Regions from separate parts of the Homo sapiens genome. Here all the other regions are linked to region 3. A link is a loop called in an ENCODE intact Hi-C map of the cell type or tissue named here. Cell type or tissue: IMR-90. All regions are shown on one strand.

Region 1 (8,000 bases), 260 kb after region 3:
CGTGGAGAAATTTGTTGGTGAGAATGTAAAATGGGGCAGCAACTATGGAAAATGGTATGGAGGTTCTTCAAAAAATTAAAAATAGAAATACCATGTGGTCCAGTATCCCACTTCCATATATTTATCCAAAAATGTTCAATTAGTATCTCAAAGAGATATTAGCACTCTTATATTCATTGCAGCACTATTCACAGTCACCAAGATGAAGAAACAATTTCAATGTTCATCTATGGATGGATACATAAAGAAAATGTGGTATACACGCACAATGGAATATAATTCATCCTTAGAAAAGAAGGAAATTCTGCCATATGTGACAATATGGATGAAGCTTGAGGACATTATGCTACGTTTAAAAAGTTAGTCACAGGAGGACAAATACTGCATGATACCACTTACATGAGGTATTTAAAATAGTCAAACACAGAAGCCAAGTGTAGAATGGTGGTTGCCAGTGGTTGGAGAAATTGGGAAATGGGGGGTGTTTGCTATTCAGTGGGCATAAAATTTCAGTTATGCATGATGAATAAGTTCTAGAGATCTGCCATACAACATTGTGCCTGTAGTTAACAATATTCTACACTAAAAAATGTGTTAAAAGTGTAGATCTCATGTTAAATGTTCTGACCACAATGAAAACAAAAGTTTGCTTAGCATTATAGCCTCTAGCTCCATCCTTGTTGCTGCAAAGGACATGTTCTTTTTTATGGCTGCATAGCTTTCCATGGTGTATATGTAACAGGTTTTCTTTATCCAGGCTGCCATTAATGGGCATTCAGGTGGATTCCATGTCTTTGCTATTTGTGAATAGTGCTGCAATGAACATCTACATGCAACCAAACCTATTCAACATGGGACTGGAAGTCTCAGCCAGAGCAATCAGGCAAGAGAAAGCCTGGATATACCATTTGTACTTAAGGAAACTGAAAATGTGAGAGTAGAATAATCATCCCTTCTGGCTTGGCAATATAGTCATCACCTTGTGTGACACTGTAATGACAAAATCCATACCTAGCACCACAATGGAACACTTCCTGTGTGTGCCAAGCTCTGTGCTAGGCACCCAGGTGACGTAGCTCACATAATTTCAAAATGACCCGGTGGGGTAGACCTGAAATTTCCTGTTTTTTTCAGATGAGGAAATGGAAGCTAAAAGGAGTCAAGCAATGTATCTAAGTTGCCAAGCTAGCATTTCTAAAGAGAGTTGTTTAATGCCGAAACTTGATTTTTAAAAACCACGCCCTATTGCATCACCATTAAAACGAGGATTTGGACTTGACCCTTGGTGCCAGCTTCCCTTTCTAAGAGGGCTGATAAAGAGATAGAGATTGAGTATCAAGTGGGTGTGCATTGTGACTAATGAGGGTTCTCCTTTGTCAAATGGCATCACATGGAAAGTATGAAGTGTTGTCACACAAATAATTGGCCACCCAGGAGGGAGGGAGTAGGAGAACTCTTTTGCTTGTCAGAGTCCTGGATGGACTCTTCTAGATTCTCTTGGTAACTCTTTACCAGGAAGAGTCTTGAGTACGTTTTCTATTTCAGAAAGATGGCTGCTAAAATTATCTGGGTTAAGAATGTGACAGAATTCTGGCCCCAGAGCATTTGGTATGGAAATAAACAGCAGAGCTGATTATCTCTATTCAAGCTTAAATAAAACCATATGAAGAGCTCAGCTGGATTCCTCCCCCACCATCCCCACCTCACCTCTTATGAAAGACCAGCAATTCTTGGAACATCTATTACAACAGGGCTTTTTTTTTTTTTTCTCCTTTCTCTTTTTTCTCCTCTGAAAAAGGCCCTTGTAATCCCAGCTGTGGCTGCAAGTCAGCGTATGCCTCCAACTCTTTCCCAAATGTTTTCAGGCTAGAGAAATCCCAAACACATTTCCACCAAACCTCCTCCTTCTGAAATTTTGAAAGTGTGGACATTTTCAGAAATGTAATCGGGATGATTAGGATTCATTTGTGCTTTGCTCATCAAAGTTTTATTTTGCAAGAGCCATTTGATGTCAAGTAAGTTTTTTTAGTCCCCTCCACCCTCCTTCGCCAAGTCTTTTATCTTAGAACCAGGAAGTCACATTTTGCCAGCCGACTATGAACTAACTAACCACAAAAAGTTGGAGATTGGTTCAAAGCACAGGATTCATGAGGCTTGAATATGTTCTAACCTTGGCAGAAGGCGTTCCTCACTCATTTGGGGGTAACGTGTCCACGGGGGGCTGGAGGGGGAAGCTGTGTTACTGGGGACATGGCTGGTGGGTTGTTCTCACAGTCTGAGGTCTGTGTGAGGAAAGTAGCCTTGTTCTGGAAGGTACTTAGTTTCATTTTCCACTCAGATACAGTTATGGAAAGTTGTGAAAAGAATCATTCTCTCTGCTCCCTCTCCCTGTGTTTAGGCATAAGAAGGGTCACTTTTCTCTTACACTAGGAAAAGAAGAGCTGACCCATATTGACTGTCTGCTGTATACACTCAAAATCTAGTTTGTGATTCTCTCTTCTTAGTTTCATCTCCTTCCATGTAACCTTCCTCAATCCTCAGTCTTTATCCTTCCACAACGTAAAACAGCTCACATTTCCTAAATACCTTGTTGTTTTTTTTGTCTTTCTTAATATGTTTACACATGATCAAAAGTGGACCCTTTCTTCCTCCCCTTAAGTCTTCCTGAAAACATCTTGACACTCCTCAGACTACTTTTTATCATCTTTTGTGTAAAGGCTTCCATTAAACTCTTATATATATCTGTATTTAGTGTAGACTTTCTTTGACACCACTGGAAAGAGTTTATCCTCCCCAGTTTGTTTGATCTGTTTATATATTCGTCTCTGATAGCACTTTTCAAATGGGTGGTAAACTCCTGAGTCCATTTCGCTTTTAGATCAGTGCTATCCAATAGGACTTTCTGCAATAATGGAAATGTTCTGTATCTACATATCCAAATGTTCCAAATCTGTACAGTCATAGCCACTACTCACCTATGGCTATCAAGCACTTGAAATGTGACAGTGCACCTGAGGAACTGAATTTTTAATTTAAATTTTAATTAATTTAAATTCAAATGGCTGCATGTGGCTAGTAAATACTCTATTGGAAAGCACAGCTCTAGACTGTGTCCTTCTTCAGGCACTGATTCTCTGTGCTTGACACAATGCTTGGCACATAGTAGGGGCTCAGGAAATATTTACTGAATCCAACTAGTGTATATACTTACGGCAATAATCCTGCTGGGCAGATATTACTAACTCTAGTAATTTCATCTTTGTATACCAAAACAAGCCAAACCAAAATGAAATGGAATAACAACCGAACGTGGCTCAGTGAAGTTCAGTAATAGAATTGGGATGTGAATGACAATCTGTTTAAAATAAATCCTCTGACCTTTCTGTTCCCATGGGCAGTGCTTTGGTACCTGTGAGTACATTTGTATGTAAGTGGTTGCACATGCAAGATAGGAGGAGACAACATTTCATAGAACAGCTAATTGTCTCCATACAATTAGACATGCAAAGATTTGCTCGTATAAAAGCCAATAGAAAGAAATAAAAAGAGGGAAGCTGGCACACTGCTAATACAGCTTTAGTATTGTGCAAAGACTTAAAGGGTATATTGGCTAAATGGATCTCTTCTAAAAGAGAAGAACTGCATCATAAAAGAAAGGTTACAACAGCCAACAAATTGGGCAGCTGCTATGCAATTTGTGATTGTTAACTTTCAAATGTTGATAGCCTCTGAGTTGGCAGATGATTAAAATGGTGGAGGTAATGCTGACATCTTCTGGTGATCAGTCACAGTTAACTGGTATTTCAGAATGTTAAAAATTCCAGAAACTGGGCAATCATAGTTAACCGAGCCTTTTAATTTACCATTACTTAAACTTACGCATTAAAAATAGTTCCAAAATTATTTTAAATTTGAAAAAGAAAACATTATCATGCTTCAAAATTTGCTTTTTTGAAATTTTTGAAATCCAACCATCTGGAGTTTTTCAACTCCTTCTCCTCATTTAGCCTAGCTTGCCTGCTGAAACAATCTGATAACATTTTTAGTTGGCTTTCCTCTGATTCACGTTCTATCTCCTGACAAATGATTGCATTATGCTGTATTCTGATGGGACTACATATAATCATGGAGCCTGATACAATCTGTAGAGTTCCTTCCTGTCTGGATCAAATCTATTTTTAGATTTGTGTTGAAGGGTGCACCTGAAGACACGCAGTTGGGCCAAACTTTGGGATTTTGTGATTGCACTGAGTCAGATACTCCTCATTTAAAGAAGTCTTTTTAATTTTTAAATTTTACTTTAAGTTCTGGGATACATGTGCAGAACGTGGCGGTTTGTTACGTAGGTAAACATGTGCCATGGTGGTTTGCTGCACCTATCAACCCGTCACCTAGGTATTAAGCCCCACATGCATTAGCTATTTGTCCTGATGCTCTCCCTTCCCTCACCCCGCTGCCTACAGGTCCCGGTATGTGTTGTTCCCCTCAGTGTGTCCATGTGTTTTCATTGTTCAGCTCTCACTTATAAGTGAGAACATGTGGTGTTTGGTTTTCTGTTCCTGTGTTAGTTTGCTGAGAATGATGGCTTCCAAAGAAATTTTTAAGAGAGCTACAGTTACAACAAACTGGGATACATTAATAGTATCTGTCAGAAATTAGAAGTCATGCTCCCATCTTGCTCAGCCATGAGTTTTCAAAAAGCAAAATGGGACATGGGATTTTGACATACTATTAGTTGGGCTTTCTTCAGAAGGAGCTACACTTCGTCTAGTGATTTTATAGTAAGAATCACATTGAATATTCCTCTGTTTCTACATGGGTAGGGTACTGGGAGTAAGAGAAGCAATATGAACCTTCAGAAGTAGATGAACAAGAGAAAAGAAGCATTTGTATTATGTCTGGTTCATATATAGATTATATATGCAGATATGGGCTTCAGTGGACTTGTAGTGACAGTTGGTAGGAAGCCCATCCCATCATCAAACTTCTCCACTCCCAGGGTTCCCCTTCCTGCAGGATCCAGCTGCCTCAATGGGTCATTGCTCAACCTTCAAGCATTCATCAGTCTTCGATCTAAGCAGTTCTTTGGATATACCCTACTAGGGATTAATTACAATGATGCATACTCACTCATTCTTTGATTCAACTATTCATTCAACAAACATTGTTGAATACATACTGTCTGATATGGTGCTAGGGACACAAAATAGAAGGAGAAATGTTCCCTGACTACAGAGAATGCATTGCTTCATCTTATATATACTGTATATCATTAATGAACCTTTTTTGTATGCCAGGTACTATGCTGAATATTTTATAACTATTATATTAGTGATTCATTTGTTTAACAATATTTACTCAGGGCCTGATCTGTGTCAGTCATTGTGCTGAGTGCAAAGACGAAATGGTACCAAATTAGATATGGTTCCTTGTCTCATGAATAATTGCTGTCTACTGAGGAAAGCAGACAAGTAAACTAGAGATTACAACATGGTTTGTTTAACTTTTGCAATTCATCTTGGCCACTCAGCATTTGATTACCTTTCTATACTGAGAAATCCCTTTTCTTATCATTCTGAGGTGGGGGCAAAGACCTCCTCCAACTATAAAAGCTAAAAATACTGAGTATTTTCTCCTAGCATCCCTTGCAGCTATGTCACAGGCATGTGACACAGGTTTTGCCAATCAGACGGCATCTTGCTAGACTTTGAGTAGGGGCCTGGTACCTCAAGGAATGGAGCAGGCATTTAATTTTTCTGATGGTGACTGTGACGGGTGAGGCAATTTCCTCATCAGAATCTCTCAGAAGCATGGTTTTAGATGTTTTTTTTTTTCTGGTGATTTCTTCAGCCTTTCCAGAGATGCTAGGGCCCTCATTACTCATTTCATAACTCCTTTTCTTTTGGATCTGAGTCACTTTCTGTTGTTAAAAGTAGGTACCCTGATGATGCCCACTGTGACATGGAAAAGACTGGGTGTGATCTCATCAGTGTGCAGGAATTACTGCCTTCCTACACCAAGTGACATCTACACTTGCATCATAAAGACTAGTAGGAATTATCCAGGTTAAAGGTACTGGAAGAAGAGGGCTGACAAAAGGAAAGCCCAGGGTAATCCTCTGAGGTGGGAATTCTTAGGTCTATTTTACATATGAGGAAACTGAGGCCAAGGAGTAACAAATCCTGGACTGACTGTAGAGTCCCTGAATTTACCCACTATGGTTCTCTTCCAATTGAGGCCTAGAAATATATTTATGCCAATGGCTTGCAGTACGATTTTTGAAAAACTCTTTATTTTGAAGCGGACATATACAAAAAAGTGTCTAATACATAAATGTAAAGCACAATAATTTTATCTTAAAAAGAATACCTTATAACTGCCACTGAGATTAAAGATGTAGAATGCTCTGGGCACTGCAGAAGATTCTCTATGGCCCCCTTCCAATCAATACCCTTCCTTCCTCCTCAGGGGTAACCACAATCCTGACCTTTTTTTTTTTTTTTTTGAGATGGGAGTCTTGCTCTCTAGCCCAGGCTGGAGTGCAGTGGTGCTATCTCTCTCACTGCTACCTCCGCCTCCCGGGTCCCGGTTCAAGCAATTCTCCTGCCTCAGCCTCCAAGTAGCTGGGATTACAGGCATGTGCCACCATACCCAGCTAATTTTTGTATTTTTAGTAGAGACGGGGTTTTACCATGTTGGCCAGGCTGGTCTTGAACTGACCTCGTGATCCACTCGCCTCGGCCTCCCAAAGTGCTGGGATTACAGGCATGAGCCACCGGGCCCGGCCACCACCACCTTGACTTCTAACAGCATAGTTTTGTTTGTACCTGGTTTCGACCTTTGTATAAAAGGAATAATCTCTTTTATAGTTAATGGATGTTTGATTACTTTTAGCTTATGGAAATTATAAATTTATTGCTAAGGACATTCTCATACATGTTTCTTGGTGTATGTGTGATAAAACTTGTTGAACATATACCTAGGAGTGGAATTGCTAGGTCATAGTGCATACACTGTTCAACTTTAGTAGATAATGCCCAGTAGTTTTCCAAAATTATTATACCAATTTAAGTTTCCACCTACAGCTTTTGAAAGTTTCAGTTTCTCCACATCCTGCACAACATTTGGTATGGTGAATCTTTTTAACTTTAGCCATTCTGGAGGGTACAGGGCTATCCTGTTGTGATTTTAATTTGCATTTCCCTGATGACTAGTGATGTTAAGAAACTTTCCATATGTTTACTGGCCATTTCCATGGTACTATTTATCAGATGGCCACTTCTTGGCATATATTTCAGGGTTAAGTGCCTTAAGGATGAATAGATATGGTTTCCAAAATTAGTGCAGTCATTTTTTTCAGCTGTCTGAGTTCATGGATTTTATTATTTCTTTAACATAGACACCCTGTAGATTTGTGGGGTTCTGTTCTTTCTCACAAAGTTGCTCTCTTCGTGCAAACTTTCTATATGTGGAGTTGGTTTAATAAATGTAAAAAGTCAAGGAAAGACTACAGGGAAAGCCAATTGAAGACTCTTGGCTGGGTCACTAATGGTCTCTTGGATGTTGTGTGGTGAACATTGGCCTAGACAGTATTTGTATTTTCCCACACATTTACTGGGTAAAAGTCTCAATGGACATGTTACTGTGAATTTACGATACTCTTTGAGGGGTTTGGGTTAGTTCTGTAATAAAAATTCTGGCATATGGAGACGTATGTCTGGTTCCCACACATTTGAGGCTAGAGAGCATATAACTACATTTTCTTAAGGTCAGCTTACTGATGTCTCTGAAGATAAAAGGCACCTTCTGATTGAAGGCCTGCTCTGAAAATATTCTTGGCAAAGGATTTCTAAGTTCCATTCTCTTGAGATGATCAAATTGAATTCTGTTTTGTCTGTTGTTTTGACAAACTCACTTTGGCAGGGACAAGGGTGTATTGCAGGCCTTTCTGCTTTAATTTCAAGATTTTATGGTCAGAAGCAAGGAGACAACTGCAATCA
Region 2 (8,000 bases), 360 kb after region 3:
AGCCAATTAGTGTGTTCTGTTACACCTGCCTTCCATCCTTTCAGCCAGCTCTTCTTCAAATGTCCCAAATTTACTTACTTTAAATATGGAAATATTACTACTGTCAGGATGGCAAAGTTTTTATCCCGCCCCTGTAGTGGACATGACCTTGGATCTGGGATTGGCAAATGTTTTCTGTAAAAAGCCAGATCATAAATATTTTAGAGTTTTCTGGCCATACAGTATTTGTCACAACTACTCAGCTCTGCTTTTGTGAGAGCAGCCATTAACAATAGGCAAACAAATGTGTGTGACTGTGTTCCAATAAAACTTTACTTACAAAAACACCTAGTGGATGAGTTTTAGCTTTAGTTTGCTCACCCTTGCTTTAGAATCAGAATCTTAATTAGTTTTCAATAGTTCAATTTTATAAAGCATCGAGAGCATGTCTATCCAATGAAATGTATCCACAGCTATGGACAAATATGTAATTTTAAATTTTCTGGTAGCCACATTACAAAAAGTATAAAGAAACAGATGAACTTTATGTTAATACATTTTCTTTAGCCAAGTAAATTTGAAATATTATTTCAACATGTAGTCAATACAAAACATCATTAACGCAATATCTTACAGCTATGTATGAAGTTTTTGAAATCTGGTGTGTATTTTGTACTTCTAGTACATCTCAATTCAGTCTAGCCACAATTTCAAGAGCTCTGTGTAGCTCCTGGCTACTGTATTGGACAGTGCAGATTCGTAGCAGGTGTTTTCAACCTTGGCACTTCAGAGACTTTGAACAAAAACGTATTTGGTTAAGGGGGCAGCACAACTCATGATAGGCTATTTAGCAGATGTCTTTGACAACTGTCTATTTGATGTGAGTAGTGCCTTCCCAGTTGTGAAGACCAAAAATATTTCAGACATTCTAAATGTCCCCCAAGGGAAACATTGTACAGTCGGGAGCCATGTATCTAGAATAAGGATTCTAAAACTAGGTCAGTGAATCCCCTGGAACTGAATACAACCTTTAGTGCCTATGTGATTTGGGTCAGGGGTGAAGTGGGGAGGAAAGGGTCTATGGCTTTCTATAACTCCTCAAAGGTGTCTGTGATCCAAAACAGGCTAAGAATCACTGACTGAATAGAAAGAGATGTTAAATTATGCCACTATATGCATATCGCCAATTAGTTCACACCCTAAATACAAGCATTTGCCTGTATTCTTTCAAAATGAAATAAATTCCCATAATGACCTCCCCAAACTTTGATCTTTCTGAACTGTACCATTGCTTTTCTGTCTTGATTCCTTAGTGTTGGAGTACTGACTTTGAACATTTCTCTTCAAGCATTACTTAGCAAGAAAATCCATGAAGGGGTAGATTCTAGTTAAAATATTGCAGTAATGGAGAGGGATTATGTGTAACATTTTAGCAACAGGAGAGTCGTTATTATTTAACTCTTAAGTTGGCAAAATGGAAAGATAATGAGATTGGGAGTCAAGAAACTCACATCTTCTAGGCAGCTGTGTGACCTAGGCTGAGTGAGAATGACCCCCATCCTTTCTCAGAGGGCTCTGAGAAGGAAGGGAGATAACTGGTACAGAGAATAGTAACGTTATTTCCTAAAATAGTTGTTCTGATTCACACTCAAAAGTCTGCTTGCCTATGTCAATCTGCAAACACAGACTGGAGTAGTTTAACTATGATGACAAGGATAATGAAGGTAAGCTATAATTAGCTTTTCCTATTTCCTCTAGATGGTATAAAATATTAGGAAGAGTTGATAAAATCATTAGAATATAAACTATCTCTAGTGGATGTGAGCATCTGAAAACAAAGGTCCTTAACCATCGGCTCCAGTCCCAGGTGATTATTTTCACTGTAATGATACATGCTCTCCCCAAATCTGTGATGCAGGGATGAGGAGACTCACATTCTTTTTGTGCAGTTAAAATTTGTGCACTTTGAATCTGAATTAACTGTGGGTTCTGTGGTTGGATATTACTAAGAGACTTCTAACTATCTGTCCTAATTGAAATACTTTCCTCAATACCAACACATTTCTGTGCCCAAACTGGCTTCCTTGTTTAGTCACATAGATATACCTACTTCTTACTCACTCTCCCAGAGCAAGTTGAGCCACCCTTTGGGCCACAGTTCACATTCAGGAAGGGCTTAGACTATTGATATATAATTTTAGACTTTTTGAAAGCGCCTTTGCAAAATTATGACAGTAAGAGAAATCTGACATAGTTGACTGCATCTTGCTTCTGAACTTTAAGCTGTCCTTTAGTCATTCCTGGGTATATGCCAAGCTAACTTTGGGATGAATTTAATTTATAGTTTATCCTTAAAGCAAGAATGATAATAGCTCTTCCCCAAACTAAACTGCCTTTGTAAAACCAATGAAAATTCACAAGGTTAGAATTATGAGAGGGACCTGAGTTCTGTTAAGATGTTGGTATAGTTAAGTGATAATGAGCTACCGTTTGGAAGTCATGAGATTTGTGACTTCCCTAATTTCTCCTGTAGGTTACATCACTATTGTAGAACCCATGATTTGCCTTTTGAGATTTCTTTTCAGACTTTTGCATTTCTGACAAGCAGCTGACTTCACCAAGACTGGCAACTCATGACCCAACTGGTCCTGTGATCCCCACACAGGCTGACTCAGTGCACAGGGAACATTTTCCACATCCCTGTGATTTCATCCCAACCAATCAACATTCCCCATTCCCTAGCCCCCTGCCTACCACATTATGCTTGCAAAAACCCTAATCTCCAAGCCTTCCGGGAGACTGATTTGAGTGGTAACTATGTCCATGTGGCCAGCCTCGTGTCAATTAAACTCTTTACTGCAATGCTTGCAGTCTCAGTTAATCAATTTGTCCATGCAGTGGGCAGGAAGATGAACCCAGTAGGCGATTACATTTTTTTTTCTTTGCGATGGAGTCTTACTCTGTTGCCCAGGCTGGAGTGCAATGGTGTGATCTCGGCTCACTGCAACCTCTGCCTTCCCAGCTCAAGTGATCCTCCCACCTTAGCCTCCTGAGTAGCTGGGACCACAGATATGTGCCACCATGCCAGCTAATTTTTTGTATTTTTGGTAGAGATGGGGTTTTGCCATGTTGCCCAAGCTGGTCTCAAACTCCTGAGATCAAGTGATCTGCCCACTGCACCTCACAAAGGGCTGGGACTGCAGGTGTGAGCCACCGTGCCTAGCCGCAACTGCATTTTAATGCTATCATATTTTCTCTACAAATTCATACTTATTGTCAGAGAGATGTATTGACAGGATTGAAGAAGAATGACGTCATCATATACTTTCATACCTGTGACCTAGTTCTGGAGCACCCTTCTCTTAGTACACTTAGAGCTAGATTTTTAAAAATAGTCTCTGTAATCATCTTACAAATAAGACAATTATATTGCATTTGTGTCAAAATTATTAACAGGAAAACAGACTCCAATTTCAGAAACAAAATATACCACTAAATATAACTTGGCATTTCTTTATATTTTAATATATCAAGATCCTCAAGAATTTAGAGGGAGTCTGGTCCTCTCTTGATGGCTGACAGGTTTGTCTTCCCCTTCAGACCCAAAGGGAAGTGAGGACATGGATGGATGCTAAAAGGAAGACCCCGGTGGGAGGTGGGGGAAAGCAATGTAGGAGATCAGAAAGGAAACAGAGAGGGCCCAGGGACACAGCATCCTGAGGAGGTCAAGATAAGACTTTTATTATTATTATTATTATTATTATTATTATTTGAGGCAGCGTGTCACTCTGTTGCCCAGGCTGGAGTGCAGTGGCGTGATCTCAGCTCATTGCAACCTCCACCTCCTGGGTACAGGCCATTCTCCTGCTTCAGCCTCCTAAATAGCTGGGCCACCATGTTACCCAGGCTGGTCTTGAACTCCTGGCCTCAAGTCATCCACCTGCCTTGGCCTTCCAAAGAAAAGACTTTAAAATAAGAAAGAAAATAAATGACCCACAGTATGACTAGGACATCCAAAGCTAGACATTTGTCATGTGAAAAACATCAGTATCCTCAGGGCACATTCATATTAACAGGCAGGATAACTGGCATCTCCTCAATGCCCAGGACCTGCGCATTTGGGGATATGTCATTCCTTCCAGCTAAACAGGAAATAATACCATAAAGGAGTTTGATACAACAGGGAAAGGGTGAGGATACAGCCTGAAGATTCTAAAATGCCTGCCCAATATCTTCCTGCCAAGTCATTATAATCTCCTGTGGCTCTCGGTCTTTTTCCAGCCTTACTTTAAAGGCAAACAACCTTTTTCTCTAGCATTTTATGACCATACAGTGTAAAACCAAGTACAGTCTAAAGCCTTTGTGGTTTTATTCCCAACTATTGGGCTCTTAAAAAGTTTGGGCTCATATGTTCAAAAGGCCTGAGAATTGAAACAGAAGACACTTTGAATTTTACTGGATTGAACACTCCATGAAGTTTTGCCACTGGAGGGCACCAGTCAACAACATTAGATGCCAACCATTATTCCTGTCTAAAGTTTTTTCCTAGGAACTTGACTATGGAGTCTAAATAGAGTCCTGTTTCACAGATTAAAGTGGAGCCACTTTATCCTTTCATAATTCAGGATTTCAAAGACCAATTTCTTAGAATAATTGGAAATCACAACATTTCATACTCATTTCTGGAATCAATATTTTTAGCCCAGTTCACATTAACCTAGTAGGTTCCCTCTCAAAAGAAATGACAGGGGAATATTTACCTATAATCGTTTGGCAATTACCGTTTATCATAAGAGGAGATCTGCATGGTCTGACCACAGGAAATGTTGAGTTTAGTAGCGTTTAAGGAATGGTCAAATTCAATACAAATATTTAATTTCATTTAACAAATGTTATTTTCAGCTTGTTTGGGAAATACTTTAATTTGAGACACTTTGAACTAGATATTTTAATGGACATTCCCCTCCACTTCAACTTTTTTTTTTTTTCTTTTTGAGATGGAATCTGGCTCTGTTGCCCAGGCTGGAGTGCAGTGGTGCAATCTTGGCTCGCTGCAACTTCCACCTCCCAGGTTCACACGATTCTCCTGCCTCAGCCTCCAAAGTTGCTGGGACAACAGGCGTGTGTCACCATGCCTGGCTAATTTTTTGTATTTTTAGCAGAGACCGGGTTTCACCGTGTTAGCCAGGGTGGTGGTCTCTATCCCTTGACCTCGTGATCCGCCGGCCTCGGCCTCCCAAAGTGCTGGGATTACAGGTGTGAGCCGCTGCGCCCGGCCTCCCCCCTCAATTTAACATCTAGCCATATCATTCTTGTGTATGAATATTATTATGGGAATAATCAAATCATCCTCTCTGTCTCTATAGGATACCCCATGGTTCTCCTACCACCAGATGCTACTGAGGCTAAACTGACTGGACTGAGGAAAAATATCTGTGGGGAAAACTTTCTTTCAGAATCCAACTTTGAACCAGAGAAATCCATTCTCTTGAAGCTGTCTGCTGTGGAGAAGTTGGCCTTACCAATCTGCCTTTGAAGTTCAAGTTATACAGGTTTGCATTTTTTCCTTATTTTACTCTACACTCTCCACTCTATTTTTCAGATGACTACCTGCTTGTCTTCATGTATTATAATTATTGTTGTTCTGCTTATTATTTCTGCTTACCAGTTTTCTTGGCTCTTTCTAGTTTTTGCTACTCACCTCAGTCTGAACCCATATAAATCTTGGACAGACTAAAATTGCACAGTGGGATCATTTCATTCACATGAGTTTGCCAATATGTGGGTATTAACAGGCAAAGGTGGCTGAGGATGGCGATTTGGGTATTAACTGGTAGCGGTGTCCCTGTGTGTGCTATTTTCAAAGTTTTTGCTGATACTGTAGCATTGGCTCTTATATAACTCAATATCCTCCTACGTGAGAAATTTCTTTTGGTCTACATGTAGGAACTTTGTCTTTAAAAAATCTATTATCTCTCTGAAAACACATGGACGTATAGAGGGGAACAGCACACACTGGGTCCTATCAGAGGGTGGAAGGTGGGAGGAGGGAAAGCATCAGGAAAAATAACTAATGGGTACTAGGCTTAATGCCTGGGTGGGTGATAAAATAACCTGTACAACAAACTGCTGTGACACAAGCTTACCTATATAACAAGCCTGTACATGTATCCTGGACTTAAAAGTTAAAAAAAACTATCATCTCTCAGCTACCTCACAGGGATGTTTTGACATTATATGAATTATGTTAATTAGTGCCAGGACAGTGCCAGGTGCAGACAGTCTCAATAAATATGAGTTTCTTCTCTACTTCTTATTTCTATTTCCTTTTTTTCTTGGTGCCTAGAGACAGATTTTATATCAGAGCAACTGTATTGACCAGAATGACAATTCATTTGCTTTACTCCTCTTTTCTCAAGCTTGCTATTTTACCATATTGTTCTTCTCTTGAAAAAACATTTTTTTAAAGTCGTCTAAATGATTAGGGGCAGAAATAAGTATCTGAAGAAGAAATGTGGTAGCCCCTCCTGGGATGTGGAATCCTGAACAACCCCCAACATGAGAGATCCTTCATGAGAGATTGGGTCAACATGGTATTCTTTCAGGGGAAATCTGTGCCCATATAAATGAATCGTAGCACAGACCTGAGTTCAGATCCTTGCCTTGGCATTTACAACTTGGGTAAACTTGAGTAGAGGGAGAATGAAGAGTTTTGGAACTCCTTTCTCTCAGCTGTACAATGGAGACTAATAACGCTTACCCAATGATATTCCTATGAAGACTCAATAAAATAATAAAAATGTGCTTGATATCATTGTTTTTGTTGTTGTTGTTGTTACTCAACTAGATGGTTACCAAAGGATTGTCTGACTCTGGAGATTTTATAAATGGGATTGCCTAAAATGATAGGTCTGCCCATGATAACCCTTAAACAGCCCCTCTGCTTCACCCAGCTGCTCATCTTCCTGGCCATGCACACATCTTATGCCCCTCTGCACTGGTACTGCAGCTCATAGGATTCCTCCTCATTGGAATCTACAGAGATGATTGACCTCATCTCTCTAAGTCTTTCCCATTGTCTTGAGTCCAACTGACATCATAATTCTACAAAGCATCCTTGTCCCAGAGCAAGAGAACCTGATCTCTATTTCCTATGAATGTTTATCATTCTATTTCCTTCTTGCCGGGTGCAGCTTCCCTGGTTCACTACAAGCCAGGTTCGTTATTTGACTGGCTGTGCTACATGGCATCAGTGAAACACTTACCACAAGACAACTCCTTGACGGTAGAGCCTCTGGCTTTTTCATCTCGATATACCACATACCTAATTCAATGCCTAGCAGAGAAGTCACTCAAAAAACACTGTAAGAATAAGGAAACCACTTATTTGATATTGTTATATATATATATATGTATGTATTTTATGTGCCCATAAGATACTTTGAAGTTCTTTGAAGTCAAGTACTTACACAGAACATTAATGTTAAAAACGAAATTTGGGAAGAATAAAAGCCAGACATTATGTCCTTTTTGGTGGAAGAATACACTACCTATGATGTAGCTTGTCAAAAGGATTGATCCTGAATCTCATCAAGCTTTAGATCCAGCCACAATTTATAGAAAATACAAAGAATAGAGAAACACGTTGATATGGTTGATATTGGCTCTGTGTCCCCACCCAAATCTCATCTTGAATTGTAATCCCCAAGTGTTGAGGGAAGGATCTGGTGGGAGGTGATTAGATCATGGCGGCAGTTTTTCCCATGCTGTTTTTATGACAGTGAGGGAGTTCTTACAAGATCTGATGGTTTAAAAGTGGCAGTTTGCCCTGCACTCTCTCTCCTGCTGCCATGTAAGATGTGCCTTGCTTCCCCTTCACCTTCTGCCATGATTAGAACTTTCCTGAGGCCTCTCCAGCCATGTGAAGCTATGAGTCAATTCAACCTCTTTTGTTTATAAGTTACCCAGTTTCAGGTAGTATCTTTATAGCAGTGTGAAAATGGACTAATACACATATTAAT
Region 3 (8,000 bases):
ATTTATTGTGTCTGAACTCAACTCTCTCAGTGCAACCATGAACGTGCCTTGAGAAACTTGGTAAAAGCTTTGAACTTTTTTGGGGCAGAAAGGTATCACAAACTGAAATTAAACCTAGAATTAAGGCTTTTATACAAAATGTATACAAAGATCAAGTTCTGCTCTCTGACACATAGGAAAGAAAGCAAGAGTGGGGAGGGGGAGAGCCTAAACAGATGTGTTTTTGTATCATGCAGTCGACTTCTGCATCTGAAACGTAACTCAGCGAAACAGAAACCCAGCCATGTGACTCCTTTTCTGTAGAGAATAGAGTTGAACACAGTATCCCGAAGTCACAGGGCATGTGCTAGACATTCACTTATTCATATTTCTGCCTTCTTTATAAACAGAAATTAATATTACACTGCTGTGTATGTGTGTCTGCTTTTCTTGAGTACTTTATTATTCTCTCCAGATGCCCACCTGATGTACCTCATTCTCACAATTAAAACAGTTATATGGTTAAACACACAGGAATAGACTTAGTTAGCATGTGGTGTAACAAATGAACTCACATAAAATTTACATGATTTAATTAGCTGATAATGGGTCATTAATTGAGGGACTGAAGAAAGGAAACATATTCTCTTGGACACATAAAGGCGCCATTCAGGAAGAATAGATTTGTTTTTACTCAGCCCTTCTCAGGAGAACCACCTGTGCAAATACGGGGCTCAAGTCAGATGACAAGCAGGGTTTTTATGGGACCAGGAAGATTTTCATCTCCATGACAACCTTCCTGGTTCCAAACAGAGAATGTTATTTTTCTGGACTCCTCATCTCAGCCACACCAGTGGACTCAATTCGGCCCTGACATGCATCTGAACACTCTTTCTTGGACAGCCATTATTAACCTGGGCTGCTTCTGACAAATCATTTGGTTGGTGATTACAGATCTGACATATTTTGTAATGACTCCATTTTCTGAGGGCTTCATTTTCAAGAAGTGAAATAATGCTGTGACTTAACACCTCCCTGCAACCACAAGCCACTTTCCCATCTCCAAAGTATACCACTTTTTATTAAGGAGGTCTTATACCCACATAAGTCACTAGCTTGTATATATAAAGATAACTGCGTTAGTATCATTTAAGTGCATGTATATGATCTAATTTTTCATTATATTAATTAACAACATAATTGATTGACCTGTGGGGAAATACACAAAAAGGCTTCCTGGGAAATTCTCTCCAAGTAAGTATGGAAAAAGCAAAACAACAATGTTTTCATATGAATGTGCTTGTGATAGGAAAAGGATAGTCTCTGTAGCAACTCCAGCAAGTGCCCTTGGCTCTTTGGAAATGATATTCTATCTAGTTTTTTATTTATAGCCAAATCCCGTTCCTAGTCTAAGATAGTGTGACACCCATGGGAGGTGGCTTGGAATTTGAGAGTATGAGATTACGAAGCTGAAGGCAAAGATTTTGCTTTTTAATTAAGAACTAAACTATACTTTTATACACGATGACATTTTATGTAACTGGTTACCCACGAATAATCATTTGGGAGCACTTCTGATATGAAATTACCCTCTGATTGAGCCCTTTGAGAAAACCCCAGTCCTTAAAGATAGACTTTGCTTCAGGATTCAAGGCACAGAATTAAAAGTCATAGAATTTAATTCACCCAACTATCTTTACTCCATCAAGATTTTTGTTATTGTTTTAGCAGAATCAGACTACAAATACACTGGGTAGAAATAATAATGCAAAAATACCTCTCCCAAACAAAAATTGCAAAACATCAATTGGTTATTCAAATTAAAAAAAACATTTTATTTAACAAACCAGTAGACCTATCAGAAAATCAGGATTTTTCAAATTGTCTACCTTGTGGATGATATTCTATTGAATTTGTCAAGCCTTCGAAGCTTGGAACCTTACAATACGAATTACTATTTGTTTAATATACATATTACTAAGTAACTTGTTTATTAAAGGTCATTTATTTTCATCATCAGAAACTTACTGGGTATCAGAAGAGCACACATATTCAAACTGCATCAGTTTATAGGTGATTTGATATGTCCTCTTGTTTTTTTAAAAAAAAACAGCACATAAAGTCAGTGTGAGGAAAAATAAGCTCTATTTAAAAATTTGAGGCAAAAAATAAAATTGCGCTGGATTAGAGACCCCCAACCGACTTTCCAACCAATCCCTCTGTAATAAGCACAGAGGAGGCACTCAACCATCTTTTGGATGGTCAAGTGAACTCATTTAAATATGACAAGTATCCCCCCTAAGACTCCCATGAATCAACACAGCCACAAACCATGGAACTCAGGTACGGGCAGGTAGAGAGCAGGTAGAAAAAAAATAAAGGAAATGGTGTCCACTGTGATCCCCTCCATCCATGTGAAACTCATTATCTCTGCACTGAGATAAAATACACAAGATATCCTCAGAACAATTTCAAGTCTGAATATCAACATAAGCAGAATAACAGGGTGCAGGTGGTACCTCAGGGCTGAGAGAGCACAGGCCCCAGGGCTGGTCAGGTTGATCTTGCAACGTCCGTTTCTGAAGTCGGGCCTGGGCAGGATAACAGTTTTCTGATCATATAATTAATGATTGGCATCTCCCAGTCTCAGGAAAAGGCAAACCATATTCAGGGAATAAATGTGTACAACAAAGATGAAAAGGTTGACATCTTTAATACAAATAAAGCTTTTCTACATCAATAAGAAAAAAGATAAACAGCCCAGCCCAGTAACAGGGAACATAAGCAACTGCACCAAAGAAGAAATACAATTGGCTAATGAAAAAGAAAATAAAATTCAATCCAACTAGATAACAATCAGCTACTCAAATAATCTAGTGCCACTTTTTACTCAACAACATGGCCAAAGTTGAAAATAACCCTGTATTATGGAAGGGGCAGGGAAAAGACTTACTCGAATATGATCTGTGGGAAAGCAATAGTCACAACTTTTCTGGAGAGATATCTAAAATGATGACACAAATATTCCAATTCTAGAAATTTTTCTTAAGGAAAACATAAGTTAATGGAAGGATTTACATATAATTATCTTCAGGCACGGTGGCTCATGCCTGTAACCCCAGTACTTAGGGAGGTTGACGCAGGAGGATGGCTTGAGCCCAGGTTGAGGATGCAATCAGCTATGACTGTGCCACTGTACTCCAGCAGCCCAGGTGACCATGTCTCAAAAAAAAAAAAAACAAAAAAACAAAAAAAACTTCAACCCAGCATTGTTTTTAATGGTAAAAATAACCATAGTAATAGGTGAGGTAAATTGCATCACAGCCAGCACAGGCATAGGTTGAATACTACATAGCCATTAAAAGCCCTGAGGCTGAAAAACTACCTAATGACAAAATATTGTTTGTGGAACACTGCAAAGTAAAAGTAGGCAACAATACACTCAGAAAATGATCTCTTTTTAAAAACATTTATGCACACATATAAGCATAGATTTCATTCTCATTTTTTTTTTTGAGACGAAGTCTCGCTCTTGTCCCCCAAGCTGGAGTGCAATGGTGAGATCTCAGTTCACAGCAACCTCTGCTTCCCGAGTTCAAGTGATTCTCCTCCCTCAGCCTCCCGAGTAGCTGGGATTACAGGCACCTGCCACCATATGCCTGGATAATTTTTGTATTTTTAGTAGAGATGGGGTTTCACCATGTTGGCCAGGCTGGTCTCAACTCCTGACCTCAGGTGATCCGCCCGCCTTGGCCTCCCAAAGTGCTGGGATTACAGGCGTGAGCCACCGTGCCCGGCCATTTCATTCTCATTTTCTACCACCCCCTCATGAAGCACACGTAAGGCATAGGTATTTTTCTGTATTGTGAGATGACAGGTTACTTCTCACTCTGAGCTTTCCAGTGCTTTTAGAAATGAAACTGTATCACTTCTGTAACTTGGAGAAGTTATGGAGTTTGACAATGTCAGGTCTAATTAGAATCAGCCATATGAGAAATCACTACTGGCAGCTGAACACTTGGCAAAGAAAAGATGTATTTAAATGAAGCCTTAGTGGAGATCTAAAACTGCATACTAAAGGAACTCTCAGGTATTGGCAATTGTAAGTCAGACTCGCTAACAAAAATTCTGAGATGCAGCTGGCCGGGCGCAGTGGCTCACGCCTGTAATCCCAGCACTTTGGGAGGACGAGGTGGGCGATCATTTGAGGCCAGGAGTTCCAGACCAGCCTGGCCAACATGGTAAAACCCCGTTTCTACTAAAAATACAAAAATTAGCCAGGCATGGTGGCACGTGCCTGTAAACCCAGCTACTTGGGAGGCTGAGGCACATGAGAATGGCTTGAACTCAGGAGGTGAAGGTTGCAATGAGCCGAGATTGTGCCATTGCACTCCAGCCTGGGTGACTGAGACGGTCTCAAAAAAAAAAGAGATGCAGCTATTACCAGCCCTGTTCCCACTCTTCACAATAGGCTTGGCTATCGACTAGAAATGTACTTCAAAAAACCTCTCTTCCCCGGCACATGCTGGACACCCTTGCTGAGCAGCAGCCACCACCATACAACCCCTCCCATAGTGTTGCCTTGAACAAGGAGCAAGGCCTCAGCAAAGTAATTTTCAAGGAAGACCTCCCTCCACCTTTGGTCCTCAGAGCTTCGTGCATAAACTCAGTCCTGCACTGTTCTTCAGAAATCTGGAAACAGCAGTGAAGACATAAAGGAAAACCCTGGGAGTGAAAGAAGAAAAGTCAACCGAAGTTTCTCCTTGCAGAATTCTGTCATCGTGATGGCCAATTTCACCTTGGAGCAATGCAACAGATGATGGTGCCTCCAACTGGGACCTGCCGTGCAGCTCCTCGGGCAGGAGACTATCAGTGACTTAAGGGACCACTAGGGGGCGATTTAGGAGTGAACAGTTTTCTATCCTTAAGAAAGATAAGCCAGGAAGCCTTAATTTCCAACCTTAAGTCACTGGAGGGTATTAGCTCCCAGGTAAATCCTGTTTTTAATTTTAACTATAAATGTAAACAGGGTCTTTCATTTTAACTTCTCCAGAAATGTAAACGTGGAGAACTTTCTGAAAGAGATATGTGAAAAGGCAGGGTATGGCACACAAAATTGATACATTGGAAAATAAATATTTTTTCTCTCCCCTGTCCACTTCCCTAGCCATAACCAAGGCCCTCTCATACAAAAACCAAAAAAGAAAAATAAACCTCTGGCAACAGAGCCCCTAGTGTCCCTTTGAGGTTCTATTTATATATTATGCCTATGGTTTATCCAGACAGGCCTAAAACGTCTCTGCAGCAGCAAAGACAATTTCCCCCACCCAGGCTCTCAGCATTTATCTGTAAGCCTCACGTGGCAATTAGTTACTTACTGTGTAGTGAGGGCTCTGGTGTTGGTGTTTAACTCTCCTAAGCTGCCTTAAATCCTTTGTGGAAGGAGGCAAGATATAAATAGTAGTTTTTAAAACACACAGGCTTACTCTGTTATTTCCATTTCTTATGTGTTTTGACTTTTCCTTTTTTACTTTCCAAGCCCCCCGTGAGGAAGTGACTTTGCCCTCATAATCACATTGGAAACCAGCCATCTGGAGATGGGATGGTCTCAGGGCAACACGCTCACTAAGCATCTACCATGCAACAGGCACAGGAAAGGGCGGACCCAGGAGGACGCAGACCCATGCGGTCTCAGCCCTTTAGGTGCAGAAATTGGACCTCTGTCTGTTTGTCCTGTAATTTCTCCAACATGTGGGCACTAGGCTGATCATTTCATCTCCCCTGGCTCAGTTTCCTCTTCTATAAAAACAAGGTCATTGAAAGAGATGGTGGCTCATGTCCCTTCTGGATCTCCCAGTGCTATGGCTCAAAGGGGCGTTCCCTCAGTACTCAACTAACGTACTGACAAACTAGGCTTTCAGTCTTGGAGGGCAAGAAGTATCTCTCACCTGAGATCCTGCAGGAAAGTCACAGCAAAATTTAATTTTAAATTGGAGATTCAGGCTTTTAGGCCTTTCCAAGGAAAACAGCCTCTTCTCTTACTGCCTAAGCAACTCCTAGCAGTAACTTTCAACTCTGATTGAATAATCAATTCTTGCCCAAAGACGCCTGAGTAAATACCAAACAGACAACTTCCTGCCTTGAATCCTGGCACGGGCGGGCGGCTCTTCTCTGTGACTTCCCTGAAAACCCACTGCAAATGTTTCCACCTGGGGAAATCAGGGGCTGAGGCCTCCAGCCACCCTTTCCTTGAAAGCAATCGTTGCAAATGTTTTGAAAACAACGGATTATCTTTAAAGAAGCAGTAACAACAGAAAGCCATTTGTTTCTTCTACCATGACTGATTCATCTGTCGTACACTGGAGGTTGGGGGTGGAGGAGGAGAGGCCCTCAAACAAATGTTTCCTATCAGTGGCAAGTATTTTGATAATCAGGAAAATACCAAATAGATTTGCAACCAGCTTGGTAAACTACTTAGCTTGAGGATTCAACAGGATCCCTACTGCACGCTTTCTGCCTCCTGTAGCTAACTCTGTCCATTTTTGTGTCACGTAATTCTTCAGCCAGAACTCAAGCACGACCGTAATAAATATAGTTCATGGGTATGTAAAACTAGTGCTCCTTATGTACAACCTTTTACGTCTGGTCTTGCCTGGAAACTGGTGGCTCCATTTCTAGATCTCTACCCGAGAAGAAACACTAGCACATATACACGCACAAGGAAAAAGGTCTATGAAGGCTCGCAGCACCATTGCTTGGAAAAGCAAAAAAGCTGCAGTCTAAATATCCAGTTATAGGGGAATAAATAAAGCATGTGCTCTATGCCAGTGAAGAGGCCTGAGTCAGAAGGAAATTTAAAAGACCACATAAGCACAAAATACAGAAGGAAAGAAAACATAACATTCATAGAGATCGACTCCTGCAGTGGGGAGGAGGCTGGTTTGGAGCTTGGAGTCAAGGAGGTAGATCCAAGGACAGCTTTAATTATATATGCATAGTCATCTCCCCCTTATCCTCTAGGGATATATTGCCCAGGGCCCAAATGCATGCCTGAAACCACAGATGGTACCTAACCCTACAAACATTTTTTCCCTATACATAAATACATATGATAAAGTTTAATTTATAGATCAGGCACAGTAAGAGATTAACAATAAAATAGACCAATTAAAACAATATACTGTAATAAAAGTTATATATGCATGTGGTCTCTTTCTCAAAATACCTTATGATAGGTACTATACTCATCTATTTTCAGACCATGGTTGACCACAAGCAGCTGAAACCTTGGACAGAGAAACCGTGGCTGGGGGGACCACTGAAATACTCTACAGTTCTGACATGAAAATATGAAGGAAAAATATTCAGATATCGCTTTTAACATATACAAAGGGAGAAAACAAAACACTGAAGGCAGAGGCGGCAAAATGTTACCAGTGGCTACTTTTTTATGGCAGAAATATGGTGACTTCATTTCTCTTTCATGCTTTTCTCTATTTTTCACCCCTCTCTTACCCCCAGTAAAAAACAATTAAGCAAGCCTGTAACCCATCGTGGTCTCTGACACTCTCACCATCAGGGAAAGTGAAGTCTACTGAAGAAGGCTCCCGCCAACCCAAAAACAGAAAGGCCCAAGCAGGAAGCGGGACGACTCTCTTAGCCCTTTGTTGTCCATGCTAGAAAAAAGATCATCCTTTATAAAACGCCTCTACTCCAGCCCTGGGTGTCGGCTGGGCCCCCCGTCTGCATCCTCTAGAGCTGGGTTTCCAGGGGGTGAACGTGGTGGGATTTCACATGTGGTTTTGCTTGTGCATTTGGACATTCTTTGTGGGGCAAGCTTTTCCCTTCTTATTTTCTGACTGCTCCTAGAGAAGATGATTTGCTGCACGCCTCCCCCTACAATCCCAACCCGGAGCCAATGAGGGGAACAGATCTGGGGATGGAGGCAGATAATGGCAGCATTTCTCACTGCCCTAAAGTACCGTCCACCACGCCAGCAGACAAAGCGGGGCATGTTGTAA

The links. A loop is a pair of places that touch in the nucleus more often than their neighbours do. Peaks named below come from ENCODE experiments on the same cell type or tissue, not always from the same donor. Only the 100,000 strongest peaks of a DNase experiment are listed, where the experiment ranks them.
Region 1: a loop joins it to region 3, with 10 times the contacts of the local background. A loop is called at or near these places in 21 of 110 quality-filtered maps.
Region 2: a loop joins it to region 3, with 4 times the contacts of the local background. A loop is called at or near these places in 6 of 110 quality-filtered maps.

The regions. Positions count from the first base shown.
Region 1 is chr3:73,765,027-73,773,026 of GRCh38, forward strand. No RefSeq gene overlaps it. Among named protein-coding and RNA genes, the nearest start is that of LINC02005, 40 kb to the right of the region's middle. In IMR-90, a CTCF peak has its summit at 3,765 (motif pointing left); a DNase peak (open chromatin) is centred at 1,745; H3K4me3 peaks cover 874 bases; H3K27ac peaks cover 1,504 bases.
Region 2 is chr3:73,864,431-73,872,430 of GRCh38, forward strand. It overlaps LINC02005 (long intergenic non-protein coding RNA 2005), which reads left to right. Exons shown (of 4, transcript NR_146637.1): 3 at 5,346-5,531. Among named protein-coding and RNA genes, the nearest start is that of LINC02005, 59 kb to the left of the region's middle. In IMR-90, a CTCF peak has its summit at 4,457 (motif pointing right); no DNase peak of the experiment used is centred here; H3K27me3 peaks cover 163 bases.
Region 3 is chr3:73,503,692-73,511,691 of GRCh38, forward strand. The region is part of intron 3 of PDZRN3 (PDZ domain containing ring finger 3); the gene reads right to left. Among named protein-coding and RNA genes, the nearest start is that of PDZRN3-AS1, 120 kb to the right of the region's middle. In IMR-90, a CTCF peak has its summit at 4,870 (motif pointing right); DNase peaks (open chromatin) are centred at 250 and 4,890; H3K4me3 peaks cover 315 bases; H3K27ac peaks cover 3,345 bases.